Linked DNA regions of Mus musculus: region 2 is linked to region 1. Evidence: chromatin loops called from intact Hi-C (ENCODE). Cell type or tissue: heart. All regions are shown on one strand.

The links. Peaks named below come from ENCODE experiments on the same cell type or tissue, not always from the same donor. Only the 100,000 strongest peaks of a DNase experiment are listed, where the experiment ranks them.
Region 2: a loop joins it to region 1, with 2.3 times the contacts of the local background. A loop is called at or near these places in 8 of 42 quality-filtered maps.

What each region holds. Positions count from the first base shown.
Region 1 is chr11:21,366,854-21,374,853 of GRCm38, reverse strand. Ugp2 (UDP-glucose pyrophosphorylase 2) reads left to right here and starts at 4,225. Exons shown (of 10, transcript NM_139297.6): 1 at 4,225-4,667. The coding sequence starts at 4,649. In heart, a CTCF peak has its summit at 4,301; DNase peaks (open chromatin) are centred at 3,563, 3,903 and 4,053; H3K4me3 peaks cover 3,996 bases; H3K27ac peaks cover 3,780 bases.
Region 2 is chr11:21,430,785-21,438,784 of GRCm38, reverse strand. It overlaps the pseudogene Gm29812. Among named protein-coding and RNA genes, the nearest start is that of Ugp2, 64 kb to the right of the region's middle. In heart, a CTCF peak has its summit at 4,920; a DNase peak (open chromatin) is centred at 4,754.

The DNA.
Region 1 (8,000 bases):
CTATAGGGTTGAAGATCCCTTTAGCTCCTTGGGTACTTTCTCTAGCTCCTCCATTGGGAGCCCTGTGATCCATCCATTAGCTGACTGTGAGCATCCACTTCTGTGTTTGGATGGACCATGTAGAGACTGCCATATCCAGGGATCCACCCCATAATCAGCTTCCAAATGCTGACACCATTGCATACACTAGCAAGATTTTACTGAAAGGACCCAGATGTAGCTGTCTCTTGTGAGACTATGCCGGGGCCTAGCAAACATGCCACAATTTAAATTCTCAACTTGTTTCAGCAAACTTCTTGTTTGGCAACAGGAAAGAATGAAGTCTTTCTCTTCCTCAACTATTTGGAAACCACATTCATTTTTAGACTGCTCACTCATTAGTAGCTCATCTCATAGATACAATTTGATATATTTTTCCAGTTAACCCAGTCTAATTATATTTTGATTCAAAAATACCTCCTTGTTAAGTCTAGTCAGTAACTAGCAACTGCTAACAGTAATCCCCTGTCCTCTTTCCTGTGGGTGCCGAAGACTCAGATGAATAGACTGGAGCCAGTATTGAGTGTAGGCAGGAGTCCAGCGGTTAATTGTTGCCTAGACTCTTGGCTCAAGTCTTCAGGCATGACATAGAATTTTTCTTTATAACATGTTTTCTTTATAACAAACTGTGCTGCATTAGTTTTTTTTTTTTTAATAAAGAGCACAAGGAAGGAATGACAAAAATAAATAAAAATAGACCACGCACTCTGCTTATCTTATACTTATTTAATACTTTAACAATTTCTAAATTACCCTGAGGGCTGAGGATATTGCTCCATTATGGAGCGCTTGCCTATCGTGTGCCAGGCAATGGGTTTAATCCCCATTACCAAGAAAAAAAAAATCCCAAACAACTAAAAACAACAAAACCTCACCTTAATATCCCTTATTAGATAATGCTCATGGTAAGCAGCTAATACAGCTTATTAAATCATCAAGATGTTGTATTTGCTGCTCTTACATACTTCGTCCCACATTCATATTCTAGATGAAAAGCATAGAAACTAAGAGTCATTACTTCTAAATATGAATTAACGGTTCTTGTATAGTAGAGACCAGGATACAATACTGTGAATGAAAAGATGTAACAACACCAAATCTATCACTCAATACACACTTATGGAATATTTTCCATGTAGCAAATACTGACAAACACTACATCTAAAGAGGCAGCAAAGATTATGCTCAAAAACAAGGAAGCAGGCATTGGGTTTGTTGTTGTTAGAGTGTTATTGTATAGGAGCTATGGCTGAGGCTAGTGGCAGGGTTCTTAAGTAGCATGGCTGAGGCTGTGGGTTTGCTCACAAGGCATAAGACCAGTTAAAACAAAGTTTTGCTTTGTTTTGTGTGTTTTTCTGTTTTCCTATGGGGAAGTAGGAAGATGGACTGAAGTAAATTAGAGGCAGGACTTCTGTGGCCCTTGGGGGACAGCACAGCTCACCAGAAACTGGCGTCCAGGTGTCTATTCTGTTTGTTACCTCACCTGACCTCTTTATCTGTAATCTGACTTGGGGGAAAAGTGGTCAGGGTCTGCAGAGATGCCTTAGTAGTTAAGAGCACTAGCTCTTACAGAGTACCTTGGTTGGGTTCCTAGCACAGAGTGATTCATAACCTTCTTTAATTCCAGGTCTAGGGGATCCCATGACCTCTTCTGGCCTCTACAGGCACCAGACACAAACATGGCGCACTCAATACACGTAAAATAAAAATTCTTAAAAGAAAAAAATCAAACAGAAGAGACTCCCCATTCCGACCCCATCCCATGGCTATCCCCACCCCCAGGTGTGTGTGTGTGTGTGTGTGTGTGTGAGAGAGAGAGAGAGAGAGAGAGAGAGAGAGAGAGAGAGAGAGAGAGCTGAATGTAAAGAGAGAAACAAACAATTGGTTTATGGTCCTGAAGAGCCTCAGGTTTTACATCCCTATCCCGTGATTTGTCAGCTGAGCTATTTTCCTCATTCTTAAGGAGTGAGATACTCTATCTGAAGATCTGGAATTTAAATTCAAGCCCCTCTCTAAAGAAATTTCATTTGCAAGGCACTATATAAACATAGCATTTAGAAATGTGGTTTCTCTGGTGCTTCTGGCCAAGAGTCAGCCCCTCACTATAAAGTTAACCACGGAAGATGGGTAATGGTTTACTTTCTGGGGACTTGTTTTAAAGTAGTGAATGCCCAACATTCTTTGTGTCCTTTGTGTCAGTAGTTACTCAATCATAAATCAAGATGCCAATTCTTAGGAACTACCAAATGTTTTTGCTAGATTTAAAGATCGTTTCTCCCCTTGTTAATCTTCTGTGGAAGTCAAAAATAACTGGCCATTCTATTATATAATAAGCCTGGGAAAGTTAAAGATTCCTTGTTGCACGTAAGTTTTTGCAGGCTGACTTACATGAGGAGCCCCAGGTCTTTGGTTCTGTTTTAGTGCTTACACTGACTGATAAATATAGTTCATTCACTGCTGGAACAATTTCTCTACTGTTCAGAGAGGATGTAGAGTCTAAGCAAAAACTCCAGAGCAAGTGTCGTTATTAAACTGACGTCATTTGTTATTTTAGAAATTTTTTTCATTTGGAGAAAGTTATTTTCTTAGCTGAGATATTTGGATGCCTAAGGTTTTTGGATTCTACATAAGCAACATGAACACTATCTTTTCCTGTGTTGTTTAATAACATTTCCATATGAACCCAAAGGACTGAATAATGAAAGCTCTCTCTTTTCTAGAGAATAATTTAGAAATTCTCATTTACCTTGGCTGAATAATGTTGTACATTTCAAACCCTTCTGGAAGTGCTTGGTTACAGAACTGACAAACCAAGTAGGGTAACGCGAGAATGTTAAAGAAGACAGGCAGTCTTACAGGCTTAAATGGTTGGCAAGACTAGCTGTGATTGGGCACACCTCAGGGAGTCCCCAGACGGGTGCCAACGTTCTGGCTTTTAACTTCATCTTTCTTTTGGAGACTTCAAGATCTATCATCAGCATCTTAAGGATAATAAGTCATTTTCACTTTGGCTAGAAAAGTAAACGCCCAATTCCAGCACAAACGTGCCCAGGAGTGGGATTCGAGGCAAGGCGAATAGTGATGGCTCTTTCTGGAGAGCCTTTATTTGGCATTCCCTTCGACGCCCCCAGGCCCTCCTCCTGTTGGTGAGCCACACACATCCCATCCCTTTACTTGATTCTGAAAAGGTTGCCTTAACCCTCCTCAAACCCTAATTGGTGGCAGAGCCTTTGGGTCCTCTTGAGAAGAGCCTGGTGTCCCTGAGGAAGGGGAGTTCAAGGTTTCCTCAACGGGCAAATTCTGGTGGAGTGCAAACACAAGCACACGCTTCGGTTTTCTCACACGCTCGTGGCATCTGCAAACAGCAAGCAGAGACAGACGTGCTTGGCACCGTGCTGCTGCCTGTGCAGCTCCCACGCGTGGGATTCCCGCCTTCGCTTCTGCGCCCGCCTCCCTCGGGCCTCGAACGCCCCGCCCCCTGCCACCTCCGCGTGTCTCATTGGCCAGGTCCTTAGGCAAACTTCGGCTCCGGACTGGCGGCTGTGCCTGTCGCTCTGAGCAGTAGGGACATTTCCGCATTGGGAGGGGGGAAGGAGGGGGAGGGGAGGTGTGTGGCGAAAGTGGGGGCTCCGGTGTCCGGAGGCGGCGGGCTGGAGGGTCAGGGGCTGCGCACGCTGGCGCCAGGCTCCAGGTGTTTGCGTGTGACGGGAGCGGAGGGGAGGTCGCCTCGGCCACGCTCGTGCAGCGTGCGAGACCTGATTCCAGGCCCCCAACTTCTCAGCCCTCGAGGGAATAGGAAGGTGGGTGTCGCTTAAGGGGCGGGCCGGGCTCCGAGCGACCTCCTTGTGGGGTCCTGCTCCGAAAGGCGTGGCCGGGGGCCGACAGTGGGGCGTGGAAGAGTAGGGGGCGGGCGGGCGGGCGGGCGAGGGCGTGTCAGGGAGGGCCAGGCCTCCCGGGGGGTCTGGGCGGCCAGGCCCGGGGGGCAGGGAGGGGGCGAGCCGGGCCCTGGTGTGGAGCGGCTGCGTAGGGGAGGGCGGCCAGTGGAGGCCGCGGGCAGCTGTCTGCCCGAGTGCGGAATTCGCAGCATCTCCGAGTCCCGGCTATTTATGGGCTGGAGAAAAGGTTGCGTTGCCCCTTCGCCGGCCTCCCCGCCTCCCGATCTACACGGGGCGCCAGCAGCTCGCCGCTGGACGGCCGCCGGCGAGGGGCCTCGGGGTGCGGCCGGGGGCCTGCGGCAGTCCTGCCCTAGAGGGCGTGGAGACCGGAGGGCGGTGAAGCGGCTCTAGGTCCGCCTCTCCATTGATGAAATTTAAGTTCGTCTGGTTTTACCTTTTCCGGAGTCTCCAGTCGTCCCCTGTTGGTGTCGGGATCGCTGAGTAGCCTGGAGTTCCCTCCCAAGCTGAGTCGGTCCCACCAAGTTTTCCGTCTTCAGGATTTTTCTTTTTAAAGACTAGTTTTGATTTTTTTTCCCCCCGAATTCTTCTTTAAGTAGTTAAACATCGGAGGAGAAAGAACACTTCGGTTGCAGGGAAGGGAGAGAGACCTTCCTTACAACGTAGATTCTAGAAATTGAAAATTATAAGCCAGATTATTTTAATAAGATCCTAAAATGTCGAGATTTGTACAAGGTAAGACATTTTGCTTTCTGTCTCTTGGCTGCTTCGTCCGATTTTGAATATTGGTAGTCTCTAAGTAAGTGGGTAGTTTGTAACTGGAAGTGTTCATTTGTGATACCGTTTGCCAGACCTTTTTGGTTAAATTGGTATTTAAGCTGCTTTGCGCCACTTATTGGGTTGGCATTTCATATACGTGTTTGTATGCCTCTGCGCCCTGCAGGGGTTATTTCTACCTTCTAAAATCAGTTTTAATAGTATTCTGACATCGTGGATAGTAATTGTAAAAATCAAAACAGGATTTTTGACTGCTGATTAATTCTTGTTCCCTTCTTGCACTCGATGATAAGTTAGTTATCTTTGTGGGACAAGGAAACCCAGAGGGCTAGGGACAGGCAGATGCGTTTGTCAAGACTAGTAGGAAGCTCTCCACTTCTTTTCTGTGTGTACGTGGATTGAGTCTCAGAGTAATTTATTGCGAAATCAGTAGTTTGTAGACACTGGAGGTCATACCAGTCAGAGAAATGACTTTGCTGCAGTGCTCTTAGCTTTTTCTTTTTTAATATAGAAAGATTATGCTTTCTTTAAATTTGAAAATTACCATTCAAATCTGTATATGTGTAAATAATGCATTTAGCAAATACCCCTCAACCAAGCTGTAGTATTGCAATTGGGTGCTGCCTTAAACTTCTGTCACAAAACTGTATAGAGTTTGCCTATAAGAAGCCTTTCCTTCCAGACCCCAGTGTGTGAAAGCTTCAGCCATCTTGCTTAATACATGCAGTAAAGTTTGCAACCGCTTCACGTGATCCTCAGTGACTGTCCATGCACCTTTCCCCTTTCCTTTTAAAGTTATGCTAGGGATGTCCATCATTTGACCCTGGAAATGAAAATGCCATACAGGCTTATGCCCCACTTTACTAACTCTTAAGTTTTTCATATTAGATTAAAGGAATCTGCCTTCATTATTATGGAAACAGATGGGACCGTTATGCCTGTCTGCCTTCAGCACTAAGCTCAGAAATGTCATTTTGCCATTATGTTTGAAGTTGGTGTTACAGTTGACATGAAGCTAGAGGTTTCTAAATCGAGAAGACACAGGTGGCTGTGGACATTGCTACCCACTTTTTAAAAGCCCATTATTTTAAAGTACTTCTACAGTTTTCAAAATACTGCACAAGTGTCAAAATGAAGAAATTAACGTGTTTGCATTAACTAAGCTATAAGCTCAGTCTGATTCCTATCTCCATGATGCAATTCAAGACGACACATTTGATTTAAGCAGGCAGTTTTGTACAAAAAGATGATACTCCAAATATGTTTAACTCAGTCCTGGAATGTATCATTGCGCCATTGTTGTGTTTAAGTGTGAGCTCTAAGTGCTTATCGTGGTTACTGTTAGAAATGAGAAAACTAATTGGCTAATGTCAGAGTTGTCTACGCATATCAGTTTTCAAGTATAAGAGTTGGAAACTTCTGTGTTCTCTCTTTTTAAAAGCAGTCCAGTGCTGACCCTCCCCTCCCCCAGAAGTTGCTGAGGCTTCTTCCCACTGGCTGGTACACGGCCTGTGCTGCTTCACGGGAAAGTGCTAACCAGTGCCAGGCCATAGCTATTTCAAGTCGCCTCGTTTAAGCTTCTGAGCCCTAAGGAGTACTTTACAGCTGATGAAGATGCCCAGAGATGAGCTGGGGAGAAGTCCTGGAAATCCTGAGTTGTGTTCAGCTCCTGTCCTTTCCAACAACTTCCGTTGCTTTTTAGGTTAAAATTTTAGGAATGGCCTAGTCTCCAAATAGATTACCATTTTCTATAGACAAAGATAATATGTCCCTGGGAAAAACACAGTGTCTTGAAAGTAGATTTTGTCACAGGCAACAAATGCCCACAACCTAAAATGTTCTATATGCTTTTTCAGTAGGTTAGCTTACCGTATGTTTTCGGCTGTAGGTTTTTATGACCTATCTTAAATTACATAAATACTGAGAAATACGAAAGGGTATGGACTTCGATTTGACTCTTGTTAAAAAAAGGGATTTTTAGACACTTTTCTGAACTTTAGGTTCTACCTGGGTAGAGTTTGGAAATTGGACTGAGAGTATAATTTAGTGATGACACGCATGCTTAGTATGGGAGAGGCATTGGAATCCATCTCCTGTCCCTGCCTTCTCCACTGGGTCTCAGTGCCTATGCCGCAGGGTCATTGAGAAGTTTAAATGGGGTGCTGTACTAAGTGACTGAACTGGGTAGATAATGTGTGGCCATTATCTTCTACTCTTTTCTAAAATAATGATGACTTTTAGATAGCATTGCTACCCATACGCCATCAACAGAAATACACATAGTTTTTTATTTTCGTATTCAGATTTAATATTCAGTCTGGTTACTTGAAAGTTTATATCTTTTAAAGAAAATTACTAAACAGGAGCTGAGGAGAGGGGAGGGCAAGGTTAAGCTTGGATAGCATAGGGGATAAATACAAGTTACAGTTTAAACAGTCGGTTAACAACTTTTTTTTTTGAATGTTCATTGTATGCCTTTCACTATATTTATTTTTCCCTTATAGTAGGTACTCAGGACTCTGTAGATCTGGTGTTATGAACATTGGGGATCATTCTTTTTGGGTGATGATGAAACGTAAGGCTGCTCCACTTGGTCTGACTCCAAATCCAAGCACTACTTTTATAAGAATGCTGGGTTTCTTCTTCCTCAGCCACTTAGATCATAAGAAGCTAGTTGGAAATTTATGGTTAGTAAAAACACTTACTACTGTTAGAGAGGTGAGTTGCCTGTATAGAATTACTGGGCCAATAAAGGCATAAGTTCTGCATATCTGCCTAAGTCTGTCCCTCAGGAGCCTAGTCGTACTTTGACCAAACATGATATGAGCTGCTGTGTTCTTTTGCCTACCTATGAAACTGTCTTGTTCTGCCGCTGTCTTATTCAGTGCCTCCACTTTTCTACATAAATGAACACTGCCTCTTTCCTACGTCACATTTGGGGTAGCATCAGCAGCAGTTGTGGGGTGTTGCTAGGTTTGTCAACAGAAGCCCTTTGGAAATTTTCTTTTAAAAAGTTGTGAGAACTGTCTTCCTAAATGTTTGGAAACTTATAAATGGTGAAGAGACTGATGGCTGTATAGCCATCCAGCTAAGGCTAGGTTATTTGATTAAAACTGTAATTCTAGAAGTATTTTCGCAACTTTAAATATGCCATTATCTATCTAAGCTGTGTAAAAATATCCCTTATTCTTAAAAACTATTCTTAAATATATAGTATATATTTAATATAATATTATATTTCAAGGAAAGCCATATAAATACATCTGCATTCCTTAAAAAATATTTGTGGCC
Region 2 (8,000 bases), 64 kb before region 1:
AGGCTCAAGGGGTGGCAGAGGGGGTCCTGCACAACAGAAGAGAGGCCGTGGTTCTCTGGAGCTAGGGGCAATCGAGGGGGCAATGCAGGAGGCCAGAGAAAGGCAGATGGGTACAACCAGCCTGATTCCAAATGTCAGACCAACAACCAAAAGAACTGGGGTTCCCAGCCCATCATTCAGCAGCTGCTTCAGCAAGGTGGTGACTATTTTGGTAACTATGGTTACAATAATGACAATCAGGAATTTTATCAGGATGCTTATGGGCAACAGTGGAAATAAATGAGAGTTTGAAAATGATTCTGTCAAGATCCAATTGGCTCTAGATCTACATTCTTCAAACAAAATTGGCGTAACTGTTTCATCTTTAAATAGCAGTTTGCTGCCATTTATATTCATCTGAAGAAGTCACTATTGTGTATATACTCAAGGCTTCTTATTTTTCTTCTTTTCTAAATGCTCTTGGGCATTATTGGGCTTGCAGAGTTCCCTTATTCTGGGGTTACAATGCTTTTATCGTTCCAAGCTTCATCTTAGCTTCAGAACAAACTGTTAAAGCATGGTTTTGCAAAGGACAGTTCTGTTTTTTTTTTATTGTTTTGGTTTTGGTTTTGGTTTTTTTTTTTTTTTAATTTGGAACAGGTTACATAGGAATATGAAGTATGCTGTAAATAAAACTACAAGCCAGTGCTTTGTCTTAGTAGTTTTAAGAAATTAAAGCAGACTTAAGTTTCCTTGTATTGAAAATAACCTATGACTGTATGTTTTGCATTCCTAGAAGCAGGTTAACTGTGTTTGTAAGTTGTTATAACCACACCTTTTTGAAATCTGCCCTACAAAATTTGTTTGGCTTAAACATCAAAGCCATGACAATTTGTTCTTGGATGTGATTGTATTTCCAACTTCTTGTTCATGTAAGATTTCAATAAAACGTAAAAATCTATTCAAAAGTTTCTCTGTCCAATCACATTAGGGCAGTGGCAAGGCCTGTGATTGGACAGGAAAAGGGAAGCGGAGCTAGGAGTTTGGGGGACAGGGAGAAGCCAACATGGAGGCAGACTAAGATGATCCTGAGCCCACGTGGGTTTAAACAGCCACAAGTAGCTAAGATGTTCACAAAGTTAGAATAATTAGGCTATAGCTTTATCTTTATCAATTGGCTATGAAATTATTGTATGGGCATCTTGTAAATTGTTATCTTATTGTTATATAAATCTGATTGGGTAATTAAGCTTTAAGAGTCATGTTTCTACTGGGTAACTAGGTGTTGAGATGGCTGATCGTGGGGGTGGAGGGAGCATTGCATAGAAGAGAGATGAATTAGCTAGCTGGAAGAGAGTAGTAGCTCCACGTGAGAACACACCGAGCTGGGCCCCGCCAGGACATAGTGTTGTAGCCCACTGGGAACACGGACCAGTGGGGCAGGAGAGATGGCGGGTTGACTTTTTAAATATTTCCCGAAACAACAAGTCAACTTATGAAAGACAGAGAACAGCTCAAAGAGATAAAAGCAAGAACACAGACAAATACTGCAGTCATCCTCAGAAGGGTCAGTCTCAGTCACCAGCTGCAGATTCGAGCTTGCTAAATGAAATCCTACAGCTGTTTGTTGCTTAAGGTTTTCCATGTAGCCACATCATCTTCCAGGTCTCTCCATTTATAGGAAGGATACCAGAATGTAAAACAATCATTCTCTTAACTACAGACAGGACCCAGAACCCCAAGGGCTTCTGCTCCTCTCTACCTTCATCAGCACCAGTCTGGAAAATACAGTGACTCCAGGACTCAGAGAATCTACTCAAGCTCCTCTCAGGCCAAGCCATCAGGGTGGGTCACTCTATGGCAGATATTGGTGAAGAACATTTCTGTGACCGGAATCTGAAGATAGGCTTACTAGTGATACAACCTAGAAAGAAACACTGAATATTTGATTGTATGGTACCAGAAAATATAAATAATTTCTGATTATCAGCTTTGCAGGCTACGAGAAGCTCAAAACCACTAAAGTAAAACGCATCTCCCTCACCTCCCAGCACTGTCTTCCTCCACAGCATGCTGCCATGACAGACACACAGTGGGGAAGCACAGATGTCTATCCCAACCGCTATGTTCACTGCAGTCTACTTACCACAGCTGGGGAACAGAAACAACCTGCCTGTCAATGTTAAAAGACAAAACGAAGCTGTAATTAATTTATACAATGGAATGTTACTCAGCCAAGAAAAGAAGAGGTTTCTGCCAGTTGCCACAATATTGAAGAACCTGGAGGACATTATGCAAAATAAGATAAGCCAAGAAAGAAAACAAATATCATATTTCATTTATATATGAAGTCTAAAGCGAAATGACAACCACACAGAGGGAGAGAGTGATGGTGGCTACCAGGGTGGAGAGGGGGGAAAGAAGTGAAGAGACATGGGTCCAGAATACAAAACAGGCCTCTGGAGTTATAAGACAAACAAAGAGAAAGATGGAGAATAACAGTAATTAATAACAGGGTATTGTATTCAGAGATCTTACTAAGTGATTATGGCCTCTCTTGACATGGGGTAGGGAAAGGTGAATGAATAACTGTTGGGCAATGACTATGCTAAATTCTTTTCACTATAATACCCATTTTATTATATGTATATATTATTCTATAGCACATTGTATATGTTAAATATGCACAATAAAATCAACACACAAACACAATGGAAAAGAATATTTGTCTCACTAGTGTTTATCCACCAAAAAGAAGCATCTTACATCTCTTAAAACTATCCAACAATGCCTGCACTGTGCTCCATCCAAACAATGGAATTCTATCTAGTCTTTAAAAGAATGTTAAAAAAAAATCATAACTGTTGCTAACCCTTCAAAGCCCTTCCTCTCAGCCAAGCACTACTGTGAGCACGTGGCAACTGCTCCCTTGGATAACTCACAACTGTATGAAATAGGAATTATTAGTGGCCCCAACTTTACAATTGAGGAATCTGTAAAGTAATTATTTCAATCAAAGGACATGTCCAAGGGCCAAATGACACTCAAAATTCAAATGCAGATGAGCTAACATCAGAGCTCACTCTGTGGCTCTTACATATCAAAACAAATGTTAATCATTTACTATTGTGGAAGACAAATAGACTTTAAAAACAGGTTAAACATGAGACACACAGATGTGTATCTATATATACATGTGTTCCTGTACAAGCAAACATGCATTCACGTACTCACACATACCACATACACATTAACAACTAAAATAAAATAGCTTGAAAAGTTGAATTCCCATTCAATAACAAACATTTAAAAGATTATATAGCTATATGTCTTAGTCAGGGTTTCTATTCCTGCACAAACATCATGACCAAGAAGCAAGTTGGGGAGGAAAGGGTTTATTTGGCTTATACTTCCATGTTGCTGTTCATCACCAAAGGAAGTCAGGACTGGAACTCAAGCAGGTCAGGAAGCAGGAGCTGATGCAGAGGCCATGGAGGGATGTTCTTTACTGGCTTGCTTTTCCTGGCTTGCTCAGCCTGCTCTCCTATAGAACCAAGACTATAAGCCCAGAGATGGTCCCACCCACAAGGGGCCTTTCCCCCTTGATCACTAATTGAGAAAATGACTTACAGTTGGATCTCATGGAGGCATTTCTTCAACTGAAGCTTTTTCTGTGATAACTCCAGCTGTGTCAAGTTGACACAAAACTAGCCAGTACAGCTATACAAAGAGAAATTATTGCAAGGCTAAATAAACATACTATAATGTTAATAATAGTACCTCTAAGCAGTTACAATAGTTACTTCCTTATATTTTTCTATACTTCCTACAATTTCCATAATAAATATTTATGCTAATTTAATGAGGACAATGTTTTTTAAGACAAAATTATTTGAGTAAAATAAGATCAACAATATGACCTTTGTGCAGGGCTTTCTGTTGTGAAAGGTGAAGAGAGTAACCAGCTCTCAAAGGACATGTCCAGATAGATCTATGATGAGGACCATTTTGCCTCAGAAGAAAATGAGCTTCAGACCCATTAGTGAGTACTAGGCAGATGATAGAGTGCTTGACTCAGGCAGGAACCTCCAACTTCTCAGATCTACTCCCTCCAGAATGTCTATAAAGAGATGGTATGCATAGAAAGTCAAGTTGAGTACCTGAATGCCCTTACAGAAAATGTCATTTGTCTGCAACAAATTATAAATCATTCCTCTCTCCACCCCTCCTCCTATCTCCGTGTAAAGACCTTGGGCTGGGTTGTTCTGGAACTCACTCTGTAGACCAGGCTGAGCCTCAAGCTCACTGAGATCTACCTGCCTCTGCCTTCCAAGTGCTGGGATAAAAGGCGTGGGTGTGGTTTACAACTCATTAAATTTAGTCCCAGAATGGCCTGGCAATAGCAAGAGGACACTTGAGTAGATTTTATTTTCAGTGGACGTACAACTTTGCTAAGAAGAAAAGGCGGGGAGGGGTTCGGATGCACCACTTCAGGAAAGAATTGTGTATATGTGACTTATGCAGGGTGTTCCACATTAGCTCTGATGAAGAAGCTGCTACATGCAATGCTTTTCGTGCATGGCTCTCTTTTTCCAGGCTGTGACAAGTCTGGGTCACATTTGGTGCATCCTCATAAGCGCCTGTGGAGACCTGTTTTCAACTTCCAGTCCAGTCTGGAGTTCCCAAGGGAAGTTATTACTTCGTTTGGCCTCACTAGCCCAAGACTTCACAGTGATTCATGTCTAGCAGACAGGGCTGGCCATCTAAATAGTATGCTTTTCTTGACCTTTCCCACAACCACTCCTAGAACCCAGGGAAAGCTGCCTGCCCTAGAGCAGCCACTCCTGTGGCCCCCACCCTCATTCCCAAAGGAGCTTCAGGAGAGCTTCCCTCCTTCCTACTGCCTTACATCGCCTCATTGCTGAGGCTCTGGCTACCTTAAGGTGGCAGCTCTGAGCAGGATTCTTCTTGAGCTCAGAAATAGTGCTTAGATTTAAAGCAAGCAAGCAGGCAAAGAACCTGTTCAAAATATCTTCAGTTTGTATTAAGAAACAAACATGTTTTTCATTGAATCCTACAGTTTCAGTTGCAATCTTAAGAGTCTTCAAGCAATCTTCAGGGCTCTTAAGAGAACAGGCCAAACAAATGCATAAGTATTAAACTGAAAGAAAGTATAAGACACCAGCTGCCAGAGTTACAATAGCCCTGGGTCCTCAGAGGCTGGTGCTCAGCTGCCAGGTGAGCGAAGCTTTCTTTGAAGCAGCCCCTCTGGGCTGCACCTTAAAGATAGGCTGGGTTTTCACAGACCAAGCTAGGAAGGGGAGGCAGGGAGAATGAAGTAGATAGATGGAAAAAATGGAGTTGTGAAAGAGTGAGCCTTTGGGTGGCAAAAAGTCCTGTTTCTGTAACTGAGGGATCCTGTAGCTAAGATGAACCTAAAAAAGATGACATGAGTCTATTGTAAGATGCACTCGATTGCAGAAATGTTTGCAATGTTTTTTATATAAAAATACACGTCTTGATGAAATCACCTATGTTGAAATTAAAAAGCATTACACGGTAGAAGTTCTCAAAAACCAGGTAAAAAGGGTAGATAATAAAAACAAACAAACAAACAACACCAGGGAGCCTCCAAAGGCTTCTAAGGAGAGGTGTAATGTTATGCCTACAGAGTTCTGGTTTCTTGGATAAGCCTGGTGTGGGATAGTTTGTGTTAGAACCAGCACACTAATATAGGTGGAGGGCACCAAAGGAGGGTGTGGGAATGGAAAGGCTTAGACACCGGAAAGTTTATGTGAGACAACTTCACAGGGAGGCAACTGAATGAGAAATCCAAGATGGAATGAAGAATCTTATTGTTTCCTTGGTGTATATTTTTCTTCTGAGAAATCTTTCTTTCTGCCATGGACCTGCTGTGTAATCCAGGCTGGCCCTGAACTTCAATCTGCCCTCCTCTCCTTCCCCCTCCTCCTCTCCCTCCTCCTCCCTTTTCTCCTCCCCACTCTCCTCTCCCTCCTCCTCCTGGATGTTGAGATAAAAGGCTTGTGCTTACCACACCCTGCTCATCTTCTGATTTTTACTTCATAATGCAATTTTTAAAAATTCTTTTCTTCCTCTGTCTAGTTTCAAAATATGTGAGTCATCAAAGCAAGCAAGCAAGCGACAGTCAAACACTGTAAGAGACATTGCAAGCCATAGGGGCAGGACTCAGTAATGGTGCTTGCCTATCACATGTGAGACCTACATTTGAACCCCAACACTGCAAAACAATGTTTTATGTCCACCTTTAGAGTGCTAACCTTTGCTTTATGTATCTCAGTCTATATTTTCATCCATGTTAATCTATCCATTCAGAGACAGAATAGAAGACTCGGCAGCCTCACTCTCCAGCATCCTCATCCTCTCTCCCACTCTATGCAGAGCTTTGGTGGTATCACACTTAGAATTCTATTTGGGTGTTAGATTCATACACGTTTTATGCCTAGTCATGGATGCTTTTGTGCTGTGCAAAAACATTCCCCATTAATAGGAGTAATTGGAAGCCAGCAAAAGCATATTGCAACCACCGGGACTTTGGTCCTGCTAATTCCTAATGACCTAATTTACAGCTGCTTCAGGTTTCAACTCCTCGGTAAGTACTACTTCCCGAAACTTTATTTTAATGTTCTTGCTCTTAAATTCTCATGATTGGATTAACATTTCCCCATCGTCGAATTAAGGTGTTCCATTCCCTTCTCTGAGAGAAAGTCAGAAAGAACAGAGATATGTAAGAAGTGTTTTGAAGAAAAAGGACGGCTGCCGATTACATTAGCAAAAGTTATGGGGGGGGGGGTTGTTCCTGAGTTTAGAAAAGCTAGTGGCTTAAGAGACAAATGCATAGTTAAAGCTAAAGCCAAGAGGCAAAAATGAGGTGACTCAACTGGTATAATCCTTACATTAGCTTAGAACATTATTGAAACTTTCAAAAATAAAAAAAGTAAAAGTGTTGGGTTTTACAACTTTGCTAGGCATCTTCCTTTGTTCCTCCAGACTGACTTACTATCTCCTTCACTCTGCTTTGACTCCAGAAGATGTTCTTAGGATTGCTGTCAGTACTCCAGCTTTCTACCTTAGTACTGGTTCAGAGTGGGTGAAGATGGGGGTGCTATGGAGAGCAGAGGTGAGGGAGCAGTGAATATTTATTCTCCAGCACTCTGATGCCACCGTGCCCAGTGTTGGGGGATTCTACTCCCAAAGGTCAATATTATTGTTAGAACCTGGTAAAACTCGTTCCAGTCCCATGTCAGACTTATGGGATAGTAGCGGCTTCTCATTGTTACTAAACCCGTAATTACCCGTAACCACTACTCGAACTTACCGTAATTTCTGTAAAACAATTTAATGGCTTATAAAGAATGAATTACTAACAACTCTCCACTACCCATATGGAGTATTACAACTCTTTGCCAACTGATAGGGAGCCCTGAGACATTCAGTAACCCTGTAGCTAGAGAAGCAAAGGCAAAAACAAATGCACAAAGACACCATAGATGGACAAGATCAGAGCTTTTGGGGACCAATGGGGACCTATTGGGCTGAATGATTGAGGTGAAGCTGGCTTTTATCCATGTAAAGAGTAAGCATGTCCATTGCACAGACCCCATGTGGGCAATAAACTGAAAATACAGCCCATGGAAGAGGGGGGTTATTTGTTTGTTTTGTTTGTTTTTCTTCTCCTTTTGGATTAAAGACCCATTTAACACTGTGCTTTGCAGTGTAGAGAAGTCTGAGTCAGGCTTCTGTTTTTGTCAGGAAAGAGAACAGTAGTCTAGAGAAGGAAGCAAGCATACCTTGGTAAGGAATGCCCGGTGAAGAAGCCATGGGTCTGAAACAGACTGCCTGCATTCTAGCCCCACCCTAAAGCATATTCATTATCAGGATGCTCCCTCTAGATCAAAGGAAAACGGCTCACCTTCCTAAAAGGAAGTCCAGGGAAACAGAACAGTGGGCATCAGTGGGGAGAAACGTGTCTTTGATTGAAT